3 separate regions of the Homo sapiens genome follow, and all the other regions are linked to region 1. Evidence: read pairs that join two places in POLR2A ChIA-PET (ENCODE). Cell type or tissue: Caco-2. All regions are shown on one strand. Links, peaks and the distances in the headings refer to the core of each region. The heading gives the core; the rest is flanking DNA. Region 1 holds the start of LRRC10B (leucine rich repeat containing 10B). Region 2 has its middle 35 kb from the start of DAGLA. Region 3 holds the start of LOC105369331 (a long non-coding RNA gene).

Region 1 (5,900 bases), core at 661-5,660:
TGCCAGTCTCTCCCAGGATGGGGGTGCATGGCTGGTTCGTGGCTCAGAGCAACATCTGCCTCTGTGTCCCCCCATCATCTGTCCGCCCCCTAACACCTCTTGCCATATTAGAATTGCTATTGCTCTGTCCTTTCATTCATGTATCCAACAAATATATATTATCTGAAAAAAAGCATGTGCTGAATAATTTCATTTGTGTGAAATTCAAGAACAGGGAAAACTGATCCATAAGGATAGAGGTCAGGATCATAGTTGCCTCTGTGAGGTGGGGATTGACCGCAAGAGGCTTGAGAGAACTCTTGGGTTGATGGAAATGGGACAGGGGTGTGTACATTTGTCAAAACGCATCCAAGAAGACACTTACGATCTATGCATTTCACTGTATGCAATGTTTGCCTCCACTTTTTTTGTTAAGTTTTTTTCAGCAAGGCGCAGTGGCTCATGCCTATAATTCCAGCACTTTGGGAGGCTGAGGCAGGTGGATCACCTGAGATCAGGAGTTCGAGACCAGCCTGACCAACATGGTGAACCCCTGTCTCTTCTAAAATACAAAAATTAGCTGGGCGTGGTGGTGGGCACCTGTAATCTCAGCTACTTGGGAGGCTGAGGCAAGAGAATCGCTTGAACCCAGGAGGCGAGGCGGAGGTTGCAGTGAGCCAAGATCACGCCATTGCACTCCAACCTATGCAACAAGAGCAAAACTCTGTCTCTAAATAAATAAATAAATAAATAAATAAATAAATAAATAAATAAAAATTTGCATGGAATGTCTACTGTATGCTCTAGAGCCTGTGCCAGCAGGGAAGGAGATGCCCAAACCTCCCTGGCTGGGCAGCTTACTTTCCAGTGGGGATGGTTCCCTTCCTCCCGTTGCATTGGCAACTGCTCTCTGCCCTTGGGCTGTCTTCCATCCCCCTTCCCCTGCAGTGGGGATGGCAATGGGGGTGGGCCAAAGGGCAGCGTGCTCTCCTGAAGTCAGTCCACTCAGCCAGTTACATGGGTCACACCAGCCGGGTTCAAGAGAAGGCAGGAGGCAGGAGGCTTGGAGCCCGAAAATTTGGCTCCCGGGCTGCAACCTCTATGCATTGTGTGACCGTAAGCAGGGTGCCTAATCCCCGCGAGGCCACTTCTCTCATCTTTCATGTGGGATTATAGTGCTGTCTTTGTAGCTTTGTCCAGAGAATCAGAGGCTCTGTTGTGAGAAAATTCATTGCTGGAGGTGGAGTGAACCTTGTTTCCATCTATCGGTATGGTTTATGGTTAGGAACACAGGCTCTGGAGTCACACTACCTGGCTTCGAATCCAGCTGCTCATCAGCTGGGTGACCTTGGGCACTTCACTCAGCTCAGACTGACCCAGCTCAAGTCATGTCTCTTTGACCCTCAGTTTCTCCATCTTTAAAATCGGGGTGATGAGGGTGTCTACCTCATAGGCTGTGCCAAGGACTCAACGCAATGCTTTCAGCATAGTGCTGGGCACACGTGGGCTCGAAGCCAGTGACAGCCAGTGCTTTTCTGCCAGGAGCTCCCGCAGGAGGGCTCCGGATGGGAGGTGGGGGGAGAAGGCAGGGGGGAACTGCTGCTGGTGGTAGCAGGCGAAGGAAGAAGAGTCATGGAATGAGAGTGGCCATGATTGGTGGCTCAAAGGCGTTCACGTGTCCCAGTCCTCTGTCCACCGCAGCCACACACAGACTTTGAGCGTCGGTGGAGGGATCCTGGCAGGAGAGAGGGGTGTGAGTGTAGCAATGAGGAAGCTGTAGGGCAATTAGGCGGGGCGGAGCCAAGCCCTGGGGCCCGGTAAAACCAGCAGATGTGAAAAGGGCCGGACAGTAACACTGTTTCGAGTTACTACACTGAAGTGATCCCAGCAGGTAGGCCGGCCGCACGCCGCTGGACGTGAATGGCTCGCAGTGACCGCGCCCCTCAGCCCCTCCTTGTGAGCCTCTAGTCCAGAGTCTTTGATCCACCGCCAGCGTTTCCTTCGCCTTCTTGGACCCGCGGCTCTGGGGCGCACACAACCGCACACCAAACAGCGTCGGGCGTCGGGTCTCAGTGCCAGGCTTGGCCGGGGCGGGGAATCTCTCGGCTTGTGCTTGCTCCGCGGTGGGCTGGATGGGCAGGTAGGGGGCGGGCTCCGGCGCTGGGACCCCACTAGGGTGGCGCCTTGGCCCCGCCCCGCCCCGCCCTCCCTCCGCCTCATTGGCAGCCGCACGCGCGTCGGGGTTGCCAGGGCGACGGGTCGCTAAGCTGCGAGTCAGCGCGAACCCTAGCCAGTCGGCCTCCGGCGGAGGCAACGGGGGAGGCCCGAGGGCGGGCGGTGGAGCGCGGCGCGCGGCGGCGGTGCCCCAAGTGGGTGCCTCCTCCCGGCCCCGCACGGCCCCCCTCCCGGCGCGGGGGAAGGCCGGGGCGGGGGGCCCGGGGGCCGGCGCGGCTCCGGCACCGTCGGGGCGGCTGGGGGGCGGCCGGGGCGGGGCGATGCCTGGCGGTGGCAGTGGCGGCGGCCCCGGCCGGGGCCCGTGACCATGGGCATCGCCGAGTCCACGCCGGATGAGCTGCCGTCGGACGCAGAGGAGCAGCTGCGCAGCGGCGACCAGCAGCTGGAGCTGAGCGGGCGGCGGTTGCGGCGGCTGCCCAGCGCAGTGTGCGCGCTGAGCCGCCTGCAGAAGCTGTATGTGAGCGGCACGGGGCTGCGCGAGCTGCCGGAGGAGATCGAGGAGCTGCGCGAGCTGCGCATCCTGGCGCTGGACTTCAACAAGCTCGAGCGACTGCCTGACGGCCTGTGCCGCCTGCCGCGCCTCACGCGCCTCTATCTGGGCGGCAACCGGCTGCTGGCGCTGCCCGCCGACTTCGCGCAGTTGCAGAGCCTGCGCTGCCTCTGGATCGAGGGCAACTTCTTGCGGCGCTTCCCGCGGCCGCTGCTGCGCCTGGTGGCGCTGCAGTCGCTCCAGATGGGCGACAACCGGCTGCGCGCGCTGCCGGCCGAGCTGCCGCGCATGACGGGCTTGCGCGGCCTCTGGCTCTACGGCAACCGCTTCGAGGAGTTCCCGCCCGCGCTGCTGCGCATGGGCCGCCTGCACATCCTCGACCTCGACCGCAACCGCCTGGGCGGCTTCCCCGACCTGCACCCGCTGCGCGCGCTGCGCGTCTTCTCCTACGACCACAACCCCGTCACCGGGCCCCCGCGCGTCGCGGACACCGTGTTCCTCGTGGGCGAGGGCGCCGTCGAGCGCATGGCGGAGCGCGACGAGCCCACGCCCCGGCCTCCGCCCCGGCGCCCAGCGCGGGCCTTTGAGGATGAGGAGGAGGAAGACCTGCTCATAGGCGGCGCTGGTTCCCGGGCTCTGGGCGCCCCCGGGGGCAGCTTCCGCGCCCTGGAAGCCGCTCCAGGACTGGGCACCTGAGCCTATGTTCTGGCTGATGGGCTTCAGCCACTCTGAGAGGAGGGGCTCTAGGAAGCTTTGGCTGGTTAGGCCTGCGGGACTGGTGGGTCCCTACTTAGGTCAATGGAACGGCTACTTTTGGCGAGTTGCCGGGCACAGGCAGGGCTGGGGCTCATCTTCAGACACTCCTAGGTAGTAAGAGGACTGACTATACCCTGGCTGATCTGTGGGCAATTGTCAGACCAAGAAGTCTGGGCTGGGTCCAGTCCCCGATGGAGCCACTGATAACAGAGGCACCAGCTTCCTCCTGGAACCAGGGTCTCTGAGGGCCACAGAATTGTCACGTCTCCCTGAGTCTGGATGCAGGGCACCCAACACCCTCCCTCTTTCTGGGGTTTGGGTCTCCTAGGCCCACCCTTTCTAGGACAGGAGCCGCTACCTCTGGGATGGACTGCGTGCCTGTGTGGGGCAGGACTGCCCTTGCGAGGAGGGCCTGGCCCAGGAGCAGGGGCTTGGAGTGGGGCTGGTGCCCGGGACAGAAGTGGGAAATAGATGGGGGCCCCAACACCGAAGCTGCCCTCACCCCTCCATCAGGGCTGATCGTACATACCTCCCTCCTCGGCCCCCTGAGATTGGTATGGGGCACAGAAGGCAGGGGGTCACCCCCACCCTATTCTGTTCTCTTCTCCCAGCCTCCCAGCATGTGCCTGGAACCTTGCTGGGAAGAGAGAGCTCCCCCTCCACTCCCCACCCCATAGCCTGAGCCTTCCAGCTGTCAAGTTTGAAAAGAAGCCACCGTGCCTCCAGGGCCTCCTGCACCGCAGAGAGGGGCTCTCTGCTCTGGGAGGCTGCTCAGCGCCTCTCCCACGGCCTGCACTCTCCTTTCCCTTAAATGGGCACAGCCAGGGTGGCTGGCATGGGACTGGCACTCTGTACCTCCACTCCGTCACCAGGGACAGCCCCGAGGGGGTGAGGAGAGGGGCCTTGCTCTGCAATTCCCAGAGCCAGATCTTCCTCATCCAAGCAATAACGGGACGAGGGAGCCAGGGCCAAGGACACTCAGGGACACTGTTGGGGCAGCGGCCCCACATGGTAATGTTTTCTTTAGAGAGAAGAAAAAACAACTGGCTGTAAACGTAAATTATATTTCTTGGAGAAAGAATGTGCATTTCCCATGTGCCTGTTTATTTATAATCCCTGGGAGCACCGGAACCCACTGCTGTGGGGACCCTGGGCTCCCTCTGGCACTGCCCCCGCCCCACGTGCTCCCCGCTCCATGTCAGACCGACCCTGCCAACTGTGGTGTGCTGTCTGTCTGGGGAACAAGTGCTGTCGTCAGAAGTGGCTTTTGTCCCTCGAGGCTGCTCTCCTGTCTTGCGGAATCCCGCAGCTTAATTCTGCAGAAGATTTTGTATGTTTTTGAGTCACCCTCGAGCTGGGCCGATGGTTCCCTACTCTTTCACTGGCACTGCCCCTCCACCCCCTCCATGACTCTAGACTCGCCTCCCTCCGTCTCTCTCGCTCTATTTTCCTCTTTCTGTCTCTCTCCTTCTTAGTCTCTTTTTGCTCAGTTTTGGCATTTCTTTCTCCCCTTGTTGTTCAGGAAAATAATAAATTAACGATTTAAAGAAAGGAAGAAAGTTGTAAAACCCAAGCCTGGAGGCCCATCTCCCCGGAGAAGATCCTGCCAGATCTTCATCACCATGGCAACAGGGGCATATGGGGCCAGAAGGTCAGGCCCTGCCCAGCAGCTCTGCTGGCACACTGGGCTGGGCCCTGGCTAAGGAGGAGGCTGGGCATGGGTCTGGGGCTGTCAGCTTGCAAATGAGAGTGAAGGCCTTGAACGGACAGAAAGAGGTGGTGGGTGGGGAAGATTGGAGACTGCCACCTTCCCAAGGAGGAAGAGGGTCTGGGGCCTGGCTGCTGTAGACCTTGTCCCTCCCAGAGTTCCCCCTGTTGGGGTTCCATCAGGGCCAGTGGGCCTTTCAGGGGTCTGGAAACTTGGAGAAAGTAATTTGAGAGAAGATCACTCAGGTGGGGTAGGAGCTGCAGCTGACTGGGGACTCTCCTCTTGACCTGCCACTTGTATCACAGCATAGGGAAAATACCCCTGGGCCTACAATCAGAAGGCAGGGGTTGCAGGCCTGGTTCTGCTATTGACCAAGTGATCTTGAGCAAGTCACGACCCCCCTGGGCCTTAGCTTCTTCGTCTGTACACGAAGAGTTGGGTTTATTTATTTATTTACTTTACTTTTATTTTATTTTCCAAGATGGAGTCTCTCTCTGTTGCCCAGGCTGGAATGCAGCAGCATGATCTTGGCTCACTGCAACCTCAGTTTCCCAGGTTCAAGCAGTTCTCCTGTCTCAGTCTCCTGAGTAGCTGGGATTACAGGTGTGCACCACCACGCCCGGCTGATTTTTTTGTATTTTTAGTAGAGACGGGGTTTCACCATGTTGGCCAGGCTGGTCTCGAACTCCTGACCTCAGGTGATCTGCCTGTCTCGGCCTCCCAAAGTGCCGG
Region 2 (5,900 bases), core at 238-5,237, 140 kb after region 1:
GACTACCAGGCAGTCAAAAATGATGCAGCATCGACTAACATTTATCGTGTGTGTGTGTGTGTGTGTGCGTGTGTGTGTGTGTGTATATATGGAGTTTTGCTCTTGTTGCCCAGGCTGGAGTGCAATGGCGCGATCTTGGCTCACTGCAACCTCCGCCTCCCGGGTTCAAGCAATTCTCCTGCCTCAGCCTCCAGAGTAGATGAGATTACAGGCGCCCACCACCACACCTGGCGAATTTTTGTATTTTTAGTAGAGATGGGGTTTCACCATGTTGGCCAGGCTGATCTCAAACTCCTGACTGCAGGTGATCCACCCGCCTGGGCCTCCCAAAGTGCTGGGATTATTTATAGTGTTTACTGTGCCAAGCCCTGTTTGCACATTTCACGTATTCTGATGCACTCAACTCTCACAATAATTCTACAGGTAAGTGCTTTTATGATCCTCATTTCACAAAGAGGAAATCGAAGCCGGGAATACTTATATAATTTGCCCAACATTGCACAGACAGACAGCAATAGAGCCGAGATTTGAACCAGGGTCCATTTGCTTAATTAATATCTCTGTTCCGTCCTGTCTCTGAAGGTATAATAAAAAAATATTTACTGACATGAGACAACACTGTTCACAAAATATTGGTGGAGTGAATAAATCGGGTTCTGGAACAGTATGCAGGGTATGAATCAAGACTTGAGGGAAATACGCCAGATTGCAAATCTGGGAGGTCTCCGCACATTCTGATTCTGAGTAATTTTTACTTCCTGCTCTGTGATTGTATTTCCCAGTCCTCCATGAAGACTATGTTTTTGTTTTCAATAAGAAAAGTATTTTATTTGATTCCCTTAAAAAAAATAAACCTTCGTATGTTGCCGGTGGGGATTCAGTGTGTTATATTCCCTATGGAGGGCAATTCTGCAATATTTATCAAAGTTGTAAATGTGTTTGCCCTCTGAGTCAGCAGTCCTGAGTCTACATTTTATTCTTATAGGTAGAGCCTAGCAAGGATGATGTACCAGGTTATTCACGGCAGCATGGCTTCTACTAACAAAAAATTGGAGGCTGGGCACGGTGGCTCACACCTGTAATCCCAGCACTTTGGGAGGTCAAGACGGGTGGATCACCTGAAGTGAGGAGTTCGAGAACAGCCTGGCCAACATGGCAAAACCCCGTCTCTACTAAATATACAAAAATTAGCTGGGCCTGGTGGTGTGCCCCTGTAATCCCAGCTACTCGGGAGGCTGAGGCAGGAGAATCACTTGAACCTGGGAGGCGGAGGTTGCAGTGAGCCGAGATCATGCCACTGCACTGCAGCCTGAGCAACAAGAGTGAAACTCCATCTCAAAAAAAAAAAAAAAGAAAAGAAAAGATTGGAGCCGGGTGCAGGCACTTTGGGAGGCTGAGGCAGAATGATTGCTTGAGCCCAGGAGTTCGAGACCAACCTGGGAAACATAGTGAGACCCCATCTCTATGAAAAACAAAAAGAAATTAGCCAGGCATGGTGGCGCATGCCTGTTGTCCCAGCTACTCGGGAGGCTGAGGTGGGAGGATTGCTTGAGCCTGGGAGGTCGAGGTTGCAACAAGCCATGGTTGTACCACTGCTCTAGACTGCGTGGGTGTCAGAGTGAGAACTTGTCTCAGAAAAAAAAAAGAAAAAAAAAGATTGGAAACAATATAAGTGTGCATTTTATCACGGTCTGATTAAACAAAGTATGGAAGGAATACTATTCAACAACAATAACAAAAAAGAACAAACAAGCTTCTTATACAGAGAGGGAAAGACCCCTGGGATAGTTTAATTAAAAAGGCCAGATACAGAACAGAGTGTTTATAATGTTACTACTTCTGTGTGAGAAAGAAGGGCATTATCTTAGTCAGTTTGAGATGTTATAACAGAATACTATCAACTGGGTGGCTTGGAAACTATAGAAATGTAGTTCTCAAAGTTCTGGAAGCTGGAAGTTCAAGACCAGGTGCCAGCATGGTTGGGTCTGGTGAGGGCCCCTTCTGGGTTGCAGACTGCCAACTTGCCACTGTGTCCTCACATGGCAGGAAGAGGACCAGAGAGCTCTCTGGGGTCCCTTTTATAAGGACACTGATCTCATTCATGAGGGCTACACGCTCATGACCCACTTACCTCCCAGAGTCCCCTCCTCCCAATACCATCACATTGAGGGTGGAGATTACACCATAGGAATTTGGGGGGTAGGAACGTAGGCATGTGGGGGACAGAGGAGACATAAACATCCAGCCCATGGCAGGAGGCAAGGAAAAAATCTATTTTTGCATCTCCTTGTTCTTTGTCTCAGAGACGCGGGAAGGCAGGGTGATAATCAAAATATTTAACAACCAGTGCAGAGCAGACCGCAGCAGCAGCAGCAGCTCTGAGAGAGGGACTTCCAAGGAACGGAAAAAGGGGTCATCTTAGAGACGGGAGACAAGCGAACAGGATGGGATGGAAACAAGACTTCTCAGTCCCTGCTTTTTTAAATTTTTATTTATTTATTTTTTTTGAGACGGAGTCTCACTCTGTCACCAGGCTGGAGCGTACTGGCGCAATCTCGGCCTCAGCTCACTGCAACCTCTGCCTCCTGGGTTCAAGCAATTCCCCTGCCTCAGCCTCCAGAGTAGCTGGGACTACAGGCATGTGCCACAAGGCCTTGCTAATTTTTTTTTTTTTTTGTATTTTAGTAGATACGGGGTTTCACCATGTTAGCCAGGATGGTCTTGATCTTCTGACCACGTGACCCACCCGCCTTGGCCTCCCAAAGTGCTGGGATTACAGGCATGAGACACCACGCCTGGCCCAGCCCCTGCTTTTTTATCCTGTTTTGATGTTTGGACCATGGGACTGTATTGCCTGGTGCAAAAATCATCATTCTTTTAAAAAGCACTGCACGTGGAAGAGTAGCTTTCCTTCCCTGTTCCCCACATCATGGAGGCATGGGGAGGCCTTGGAAGAGGAGAAGGTTTGGTGGACAGCAGTGAGCTCTGTGTGTTCCTGTAACACCTCGGCTACGTCTGTCAGTCTGTCTGTCCGGTGCTCCAGCTCAGGGGTGAAGCCTCGGACCTTCTCTGGGGGAGTTGCCCTCCATTATATTAGCTGAGGTATATAGAAGATGACACAGGGTAAGAGACAGGGTGCTTCTCCCCTCCTCAAAGACTCCTCAAGCTTTCTATTGGGGGCAAAGACCCTGGAGCTTCCTCAGCTGCCTTAGTGCAATGTCCAGCACGTAGTAGGCACTTAGTAAGCCTTCATTTAATTAACTGCTCCCCTGCCTGCCTGGTTGTTTCACCCTTTGGGTGGTAAGCCTCTTACTCACACAAATCTGCCCCTGTGGTTTAAGCCTCAGCTTTGCTGGTACAAGGGACCATATTATTATAATCAGATCATCAGATTACTTCCTCTTTGCATCTGGCAGAGATCAGTGCACTGAGCAAAGGGAAATGAAAGCACAAAGCATCCATCCCATTGGGCAGAAATTTATTAAGTACCCACTAAAAAATAAATGTATCAAGAACCTAAGCCTTGGGTCTAGGTTCTGCAACGCAGCATGCCTTGGACTACCTGTGCCAGGGCACTCCCTTTGCTCTGTGCACTCCCTCTGTGGGGGTGACAAGTGGCAGCTAACACTTACGGAGCACTCACAAGTGCCAGGCCCTGTGCCGAGCACTCCGTACACAATGTCTCACTCAATCCTCACAAGTGCTTTCGTGATTAGACATGTGCAGGAGCAAGCAACAGAAACAAGACCCAAACTGGCTTAAGCAAGAGGAGATTCTATTGGCTCACACAACCGCGGGTTAGTAAGCCTCGGTATGGTGGGATCAAAGCTCTGACTGTTTCTCTGACTTTCTTTTTCACACAAACTTCCCTCATGGCTGCGAGATGGCCACCAGGAGCAGCTGGACAGAATGCTTCCTATTCCTGTCCAGCAGGAGAGACTGAACTTCCCAGGGCTTGCTTTCCAGAATGAGGAAGATGCCTTCCCAAAAGTCCCAAGTAAGCCTCCCTTTACATCTCACCTCGTTAGCCCAAATTGGCTTAGACCTGCCCATCCCATAATCCAATAATTATTTTATTTTAGACGGAGTCTCACTCTGTCACCCAGGCTGGAGTGCAGTTGCGCGCTCTTGGCTCACTGCAACCTTTGCCTCCCGGGTTCAAGCGATTCTCCTGCCTCAGCCTCCCGAGTAGCTGGGACTACAGGCACATGCCACCACCCCTGGGTAATTTTTTGTGTTTTTAGCAGAGATGAGGTTTTACCGTGTTAGCCAGGATGCTCTCGATCTCCTGACCTTGTGATCCGCCTGCCTGGGCCTCCCAAAGTGCTGGGATTACAGGCGTGAGCCACCGCGCCCGGACTCCATTAATTCTTAACCCTGACTGCTCATCAGAATTCACAGGAAGTTTTTGAAAAAATATTGATGCCTAGGCACCACCGTGGCCCTATCAAATCAGAAACTTTGTGGGTGAAGCCCAGGCCTCAGCATTTTTAAAAACTTCCCAGGTATTTCTTTTTTCTTTTTTTTTTTTGCGACAGAATCTTGCTCTATTGCCAGGCTGGAGTGCAGTGGCCTGATCTCAGTCCACTGCAACCTCCACCTCCTTGGTTCAAGCGATTCTTGTGCCTCAGCCTCCCGAGTAGCTGGAATTACAGGCGCCTGCCACCACGCCCGGCTAATTTTTGTATTTTTAGTAGAGATGGGGTTTCACCATGTTAGTAGGGCTGGTCTCAAACTCCTGACCTCAGGTGATCTGCCCGTCTCGGCCCCCCAAAGTGCTGGGATTATGAGCCAAACCACCGCGCCTGGCCCTTCCCAGGTATTTCTAATGCGCAGTGAGTGCCCCAGGGTTAGACCTTGGGCATTGTCTCCAAAGGAGGTCACCTGCTCAGTGACAGGGAACCTGGCCCAACTGATGACAACTGATGACAACATTCATTGGGAAGCTTCACACCTGCGGCCCACTGCCCGAAGTGTACCAGCAATTAATAATTCTAATAAATCCTATAATTTTCTTGTGAATAGCATAATTATATTGCTTGGCAATTTGTGTGTGTGCTAAAAGCATTAATTTGTTAAATGTAAACATCTAAAACATGCCACAATCATCGTAAGCCGTATTAGCATGTCTTGATTTTTTTAAAAAACCAGGAGTGGCCGGGTGCGGTGGCTCACGCCTGTAATCCCAGCACTTTTGGAGGCCGAGGCGGGCGGATCACGACGTCTGGAGATCGAGACCATCCTGGCCAACATGGTGAAACCCCGTCTCTACTAAAAATACAAAAATTAGCCGGGTGTGGTGGTGCACGCCTGTAGTCCCAGCTACTCGGGAAGCTGAGGCAGGAGAATCCCTCGAACCTGGGAGGAGGAGGTTGCGGTGAGCAGAGGTTGCGCCATTGCACTCCAACCTGGGCAACAGAGTGAGACTCCAAAAAAAAACAAACAAACCAACAAAAAAAACAATAAAACCCAGGAGTTTCCAAAACTGGAAGGAGCTCGGGGCCACTCTTGGCTTCTAGAGAGTTCCCACCCTGATATCTGGCCACAGGCTGGGTTGCCCAGCCCTGGGCCCTTCCCTTCTGTGAAAGTTTGAGTTCTTGATCCCAATTCTTCATTACCCTGTAGTGGTGTTTAGCATTTTACCCATCAACCGTGGCCTCCTTGTGGATGGAGTGTACTCTCTTCTTCTAGACTTTCAGCTTGATCATGTGACTTGCCAGGACTTGCTGTTCAGACGTGAACAGAAGCTGAAACTAGCTTTCCTGGTTCCTTATGCTTTTGCTGTAGCCACTGGAAGAATAAATACCTCCCAGATGGCTGCTGCTGCCCCTTCAGTCCAGGCCTGTGATGGTTAATTTTATAGGCTTAACTGGGCTAAGGGTATCCAGATAGCTGGTATT
Region 3 (5,900 bases), core at 465-5,464, 79 kb after region 1:
GCTGAGCATTCGCCTGATTCAGGAGGGACAGGCTTAGACCAGCTGGAAGTTGGCTGTGCAGGGCAACAGCAAAGCCCACTGGTGGTGACCGGCCAGGAGTGAGGACTTGTTCTGTCATCCTGTACCTTCTCCTACCCCCTAGACTTCCCCTTCCTCCTCTGCAGAGGACAAGAGTCTGGAGAAGATAAAAGTATAAAGTTAACAGATATCTCCACCCCAGAAAGGACATGAGAGCAAACTACTAGGAGGCAGCTGCAGCCATCTCTATACCCACCTCATCACCATCAATACTTGCTGATCTATTGCCTCCTCTCGCCAGACCCAGTAACTACCAGATCTCAGAGGCCCACCCAGAGTCTATGCTTGTCACACTTCTGCCAGGTTCTGCTTTGGGGCCCTGGTGCTAAAAGACAGGGTTTGGACCCCAGCATCAAGGGAAGAATCTGAGACTCGAACTCGGGTCCTACCTCTGCCTGTTTCTCTGTTTGGCTTTGGCTGGTTACTTGACATCTCTGGGCCTCAGTTTTCTCATCTGTAAAATAAGGCTAAGAATTGCTCCACACAAAGATGTGAGAATACCCTGGGGAGATGGCAAGGGCTGGCTGTCTTTCCTGGTTCCCTAGGGGTAACCCCAGGCACCAAAGACCCTGCTGCAAGCTGACTTTCCATAGCTATAGGCCCCCAAGGGTCTCTCAGGCCATGTTACAGGGCCAGAAACCATATTCCCACCTCACCCTCACCCTATCTGTCCTCCCACACCCCTTCACCCTGTAACCTCTTCATCCAGATTCTGGCTCTCAGTCTCTCTCTTCTCCATGGTCACCCTGACACTCCCCAAGTGTTTGGCTCAGCCCCTCAAATCCCTCACCACCCTTAAAAGATTGAAGTTGGTATTCCTTCTTCTGCCTTGGGACAGCCCCAGGCTTGGGCAGAAGTTTGGCCTTGGGCCTCTGCTCTGAGACATTCCCTACCCCTTGGGCAGCTCTGGGACCCCTGAGACTGACTGAGGGCCATGGGGGCTACTGAGATCCCCTTCCTGGGATGCACTGTGGAAGCACCTCAGTTTGCTGATTACTAGGTGAGTGACCCGGGGTCAGCCCCTCAGTCCTTCTGAGCCTCATTTTACCAGTCTGTACCATAGGATGTTGTTTTTTAATCTTGACTGGGTCTTGGACCCCTGTGAAAATCTAATGAAGTCAGTGGACCTCTCCTCCCTAGAAAAGTGCATATACAAACACAGACACAACATTTTGCCCATAATTGGGTGTGTGTTTGGGGTGGGGGTCCTTCGGGTTCCAGATGAAAAGCCCCTGGCCCAGAAGCCTGCAAGACTGCTTCCAGCTGTCAGTCTGAACCCAGTTCTCTGCCCTCCCCATCCTCTCCGCAGTGACTTTTGGGTGTGGGGGAAGAGGGGACAGTTAGGGAGGTGGGTTGCTGGTCTATCCACACCTTTTCTCCCTCCTGCCTCAGTGGGCCCCTCCCCCAGCATTTCCTGTGGCTGGTGCCAGCTTGTCTGCAGCTCAGACCAGCATTTCAATCCCTCTTGGAACCCACTGAACTGGCTTCACCTGCCTTTCAAGGTATTTAAAGGTTCTTTGACCAAATGCTTTTTGATCCTCCGCTGATGGGAACCAAGCAGAAGCTCTTTCGCCAACTGTCCCCCCTCCCCCCACATGATTAGTCTCTAAGAGCTCTTTTGATATTGCAGAAACCTTCTGTGGTTTGTTCAAAGCCCTGGGCCTTTCAGCCACCTCCCCCGGGGACTCAGGCCAGTCAGCTCCAGCCTCCACCACCCATACCCAGGGGTGGCCTAGTTAATGGGGGCCTCCCAGCGCTGAACGACTCTGGCCTGAGTTGGAACCCCAGACCCGAGCCCAGCTGGTAGAGCGGTCAAGCCCCGCTCCTCTCAGGGAGCCCAGGCCGAGTCTGGTAGTGTGGGGTGGGGGACCTGTTCCCCAGCCTTCAGCGGGCCGTTACTCTTCTTCCCGCCCAGCTGAGGCTGCACAGACAGGCATGCAGGCCCACGATGATAGCAATTGACCTGTTTCCAGGTCTGAGGCTGAGGCTGAGAAGGGGAAACTGAGGCTCTGAGAAGTCCAGGGTTCAGGCCTTGGTGTGTGAGAGGGCAGGAGCCAGAATCCACCAACCCAAGACCTGCTCCAGCAGCCCCACCCCAGCCAGCACCACTCGCCGCCCGCGCTCCTGGTCCTCCAGGGCCGCGCAGAAGGCGCGCCTGGGCTGAGTCCCAGCTGCAGAATTCCTGGGGGGCGGGGGACGAGGCGTCTCCGCTCTTAATAGCTGAGCGCCCGCAAACGCCCGGCCTGGGCTCGAGGCCTGCCCCTCCAGCGACGGGCGCCCCCAACATTGAAGTCTTTCTCTGCAACTTGGACGGACCCACCCCGAGCGCCCCGAGTATCCGGCCCGGGGCAGAGATGCGCGTGCGCGGAGGGGGTGCCGCGGAGCCCGCGTGAGCAGACAAATTACCGCGGACCTGAGAGGACCCGTCCACGCCGGCCCAGAGGGAGGAGGGGGACGGTACACAGATGGGGGGGCGGGGGACATGACTCTCTGAGGGATCCCCAACCCCAGGATTGAGGCCCCACCCTCTGCCCTAACTGGAGTTGAAGACCTTAGTGGGGGTGGGGCCTATCCCTCGCAGGTGGAAGGGTGATCTGCACCGGGAGAGCTGTGACTGTCCCGGTTCCGCGATCCCTGGCTCTGGGCTCAGGAGGATGACGGGAGGGGCCCCAGCACTCCGAGAGCTGGGCGAGTTCAGGTGGCCAGGCCCTCTCCCTCACCAAGGCCTCTGGGGGAGCTGCTGGGCTCCTTGGTTCTGCCAGCCTGAGCGCCAGAATCCAATCCTGCTCTATAATAATCATCAGAGCAGCCGGCAGCACTTACTGAGCTCCGAGGGACTGCCAGGCCCGGGTGCCAAGTGCATAACACGCATTATCCCGCTTAATAGTCACAGAAGTCCCGTTGTGATCCCCTTAGGAAGGTGAGAGGGTTGAGGCGAGGGGCGTGGCTTGTCAGGGGCGTGGCTTGCCTGGGGCGTGGCCTGCCAGAGGACGGGCAGCCGGCAGGGTGGAGGGACAGGTGGGAGTCACGCCAGCTCCAACCAGGTCTAGAACCCAAACCTTCAACCCCTGAGCTTTCCTGCCTTCGAGTCCTCGGAGCTCTCCTGGAGGCTGAGCAGGCAACAGAGCCTGCTCCTCAGCTGGATGTGGCCCGTGGGAGGTGAGGGGGCGCAGAGGCCGGGCGCCCTGGAAAGGAGGAAGAATGAGGGACCCCCAGCTCCGTGGCTGCTTCATTTCCTGCTCTCTTCCTGCTCCCACCCCTCCCAACGGTGGGCGTACCCCAAGGCTCCGTCCTCTCTTCCCTCTTCTTTCTCACCCACTCTCTTCGTGACCTCATCCACGCCCACGGCCTCAGCTTTTGCTTCATCCCCATTCCCAGCACTGTCTCTGGGGCCCTGACCTCCCTCCCAAGCTCCGCAGCTGTGTACTTAGTGAAGCCTCTCCACCAGGTGGAGGAAACATCACCTCCCTGGGGTCACCCCACAGCTGCTAAGGCCCCATCACTCTCTCAAGCTCCACATCGGTTCCCCAAATCCTCCCACTGCTCTTCCCCCACACCTAATTACTGTCCATATCCTTCAGACCCTTTTCTCTTCCCAGCCTCTCACACCCTGTTCTCAGACTCCTGAGCCACCTCCCTAAGTCAGACACTCAAGCCGATCAGCCTCCGCCTCACCTGGCTCCTGCCCAGTCGCTTGCCTCCCCCAGTCTTTTCCATCCAGTGCCCTCCCTCCTCGTGGTTTTCTTTTCTCTTTTCTTTCTTTTCTTTTTTTTTTTTTTTTTTTTTTTGAGACAGAGTCTTGCTCTGTCACTCAGGCTGGAGTGCAGTGGCAGGATCTCAGCTCACTGCAACCTCCATCTCCCAGGCTCAAGACATTCTCGTGCCTTGAGCCTGAGTAGCTGGGATTACAGGCGCCTGCCATCATGCCTGGCTAATTTTTGTGTTTTTAGTAAATACAGAGTTTCGCCATCTTGGCCAGGCTGGTCTAGAGCCCAAATGATCCGCCCATCTTGGGCCTCCCAAAGTGTTGGGATTACAGGCATGAACCACCTCGCCCGGCCTCCCTGTGGTTTTCTGAGACACAAGATCCAATTGCTCTGCTGGCTTCTCAGCCCCCGGGCCTTCGATGGCTCCCCATGCCTGCAGAAGGAGCAGGTTAGCCTGAGATGGAGTCTGCCCCAGGATGACTTTTGACTTCCTCGTCTTGCCCAGTGCCCTGCCTTCAGCTAAAAACTGAGTTTCTCCCTATGGGTTTCCACCTTTCAAAGCCCATCTTCACTGTCACTTTGTCCAGGGAGCCATCCCTGATTCTCCCAGGTGAGTCTGAATGCTCCTCTTCTGTAGCCCCATGGCACTTCTCAGCATTTCGGTGATGGAGTTGTCTACGCTGATAGCATTTATACAGCTCTTCAATCCTGCTTTCTGTCCACCTCCTCCACCCCTGCAATGGACTGGGAGCTCTTTCTGGGCAAGGATCGCCCGTTTACTATCCATCTTTATCTTCCTCCTCTCAGGTTTTTTATTGATCCATTCAGCAAACATTAATGACGTAGCTGCTATGTGCTAGGCACTGCATATACAGAATCCTGCTCCTTCTCTGGGTAATTGTCATACAGTGCGACAAGTGCATTAACAGGTGGATTCAGGGAAACATGGCCCTGGGCAAGGATTTCTCCAGGCTCCCGAACGCCAGGCCATGGCCTGAGCACCATTCGGGCATGCAAGCTTAAACAAGACCAAGCCCTGCCCTCCAGGATGGTAGCTGTATAAAAACAATAGGATGTGTACAAAGGCAGGTCTGAACACAGTGCTTTGGGACCACAGAAAGCAGAGCAATGACCTTGGCCCTGGGGAAATCCTGAAGCTTCCCAAATGCCCAGCACCTTGCACCAAGCAGTAGCCTCGTAAATCTTTGCTGAATTAAATTGGTTACAGGAAGAAAGGGGACATAATAGAGACTGAAAAAGAAAATTAAGGTTATTGGGGCCAGGTGGTGGGGGATGACAGAGCATTTTCACATCTTCATGAAGTCGCTTTGTCACCCATCCCAGAGGGATGTCTTGTGGACAAATGAGATCATGGACGTGCAGTGCTCTGAACACCTGGGAAGAAAATAACTGTACAAATATCGGGGCTATTATTAGTCCATCCCCATCAGACCAGATAAGTCCTCTCCTTGTGGCCTCAGTTCCCTCATGGTAATATCAGCTGTGCCCTGTGGCAATTTGCTTCTCTCTCTGGGCCTCAGTTTCCCCATCTGCAACATGAGGACATACCATGAGATGATTTTGAGGGTCTCTGGCTCCTCCAGGGAGATGCTCCAGGGACAGCTGTGTCTGACTAGGGGATGCCTTTGGTCCTCTCTTGACTGCCACATCCTGGGCTGAGTTGGGGAGTCCTCATAATGTCACAAAGGCCACTCCCTGTCCTGTTTGTCTTTCTGGTCAAACAAGGCCATGCAGAACATGAGGCAAGTGTGGGCTTCTCGGCCGGAAGTTCCTCTCTAATTTCTGGGGAACAGCCTTAAGGCCTGTTTTCTGAAAAAGACCTCTGTGTGAGCCCCCTCCCTCCACTCCAGGTCTGAGGTCTGGATTCCCCTGGGGAAGGCCCATCCCTCTCCAAATCCCCATTGACCTCTTCCTTTATGGCCAGAAATGTTGGGGTGCAAGATGCTTCAGTGAAAGGGGATGGAAGCTGTAGTGAGAGAGAAGCTTCTCACACAGGACTCTGATGCATGCTCCCCCATGACCTGTCCTTAGCTGAGGCACCACCACAACCCTGACCCTGAAAGCAGAGACCTTGGCCATGTCCCTACTTTCCCT

Evidence for each region. Peaks named below come from ENCODE experiments on the same cell type or tissue, not always from the same donor. Only the 100,000 strongest peaks of a DNase experiment are listed, where the experiment ranks them.
Region 2: POLR2A ChIA-PET joins it to region 1 with 8 read pairs; 3 of 35 experiments call an interaction of 5 or more read pairs at or near these places.
Region 3: POLR2A ChIA-PET joins it to region 1 with 5 read pairs; 4 of 35 experiments call an interaction of 5 or more read pairs at or near these places.

Annotation. Positions count from the first base shown.
Region 1 is chr11:61,506,478-61,512,377 of GRCh38, forward strand. It overlaps LRRC10B (leucine rich repeat containing 10B), which reads left to right and starts at 2,272. Exons shown (of 1, transcript NM_001145077.2): 1 at 2,272-4,541. The coding sequence starts at 2,522. The coding sequence ends at 3,400. It overlaps MIR4488 (microRNA 4488), which reads left to right and starts at 2,119; the gene lies at 2,119-2,180. It overlaps LOC105369329 (a long non-coding RNA gene), which reads left to right. Exons shown (of 3, transcript NR_188527.1): 3 at 1-172. In Caco-2, for the core only: a CTCF peak has its summit at 2,930; DNase peaks (open chromatin) are centred at 1,894, 2,194 and 2,934; H3K4me3 peaks cover 1,443 bases.
Region 2 is chr11:61,642,006-61,647,905 of GRCh38, forward strand. No RefSeq gene overlaps it. Among named protein-coding and RNA genes, the nearest start is that of DAGLA, 35 kb to the right of the region's middle. In Caco-2, for the core only: no CTCF peak of the experiment used is centred there; no DNase peak of the experiment used is centred there.
Region 3 is chr11:61,585,379-61,591,278 of GRCh38, forward strand. LOC105369331 (a long non-coding RNA gene) reads right to left here and starts at 2,895. Exons shown (of 5, transcript XR_950166.3): 1 at 1-2,895. It overlaps LOC101927495 (a long non-coding RNA gene), which reads left to right and starts at 3,116. Exons shown (of 4, transcript NR_110189.1): 1 at 3,116-3,237. It also overlaps a transcript of SYT7 not described here. RefSeq lists enhancers at 1,387-1,966, 3,125-3,703. In Caco-2, for the core only: a CTCF peak has its summit at 2,776; DNase peaks (open chromatin) are centred at 2,361, 2,753 and 3,053; H3K4me3 peaks cover 1,887 bases.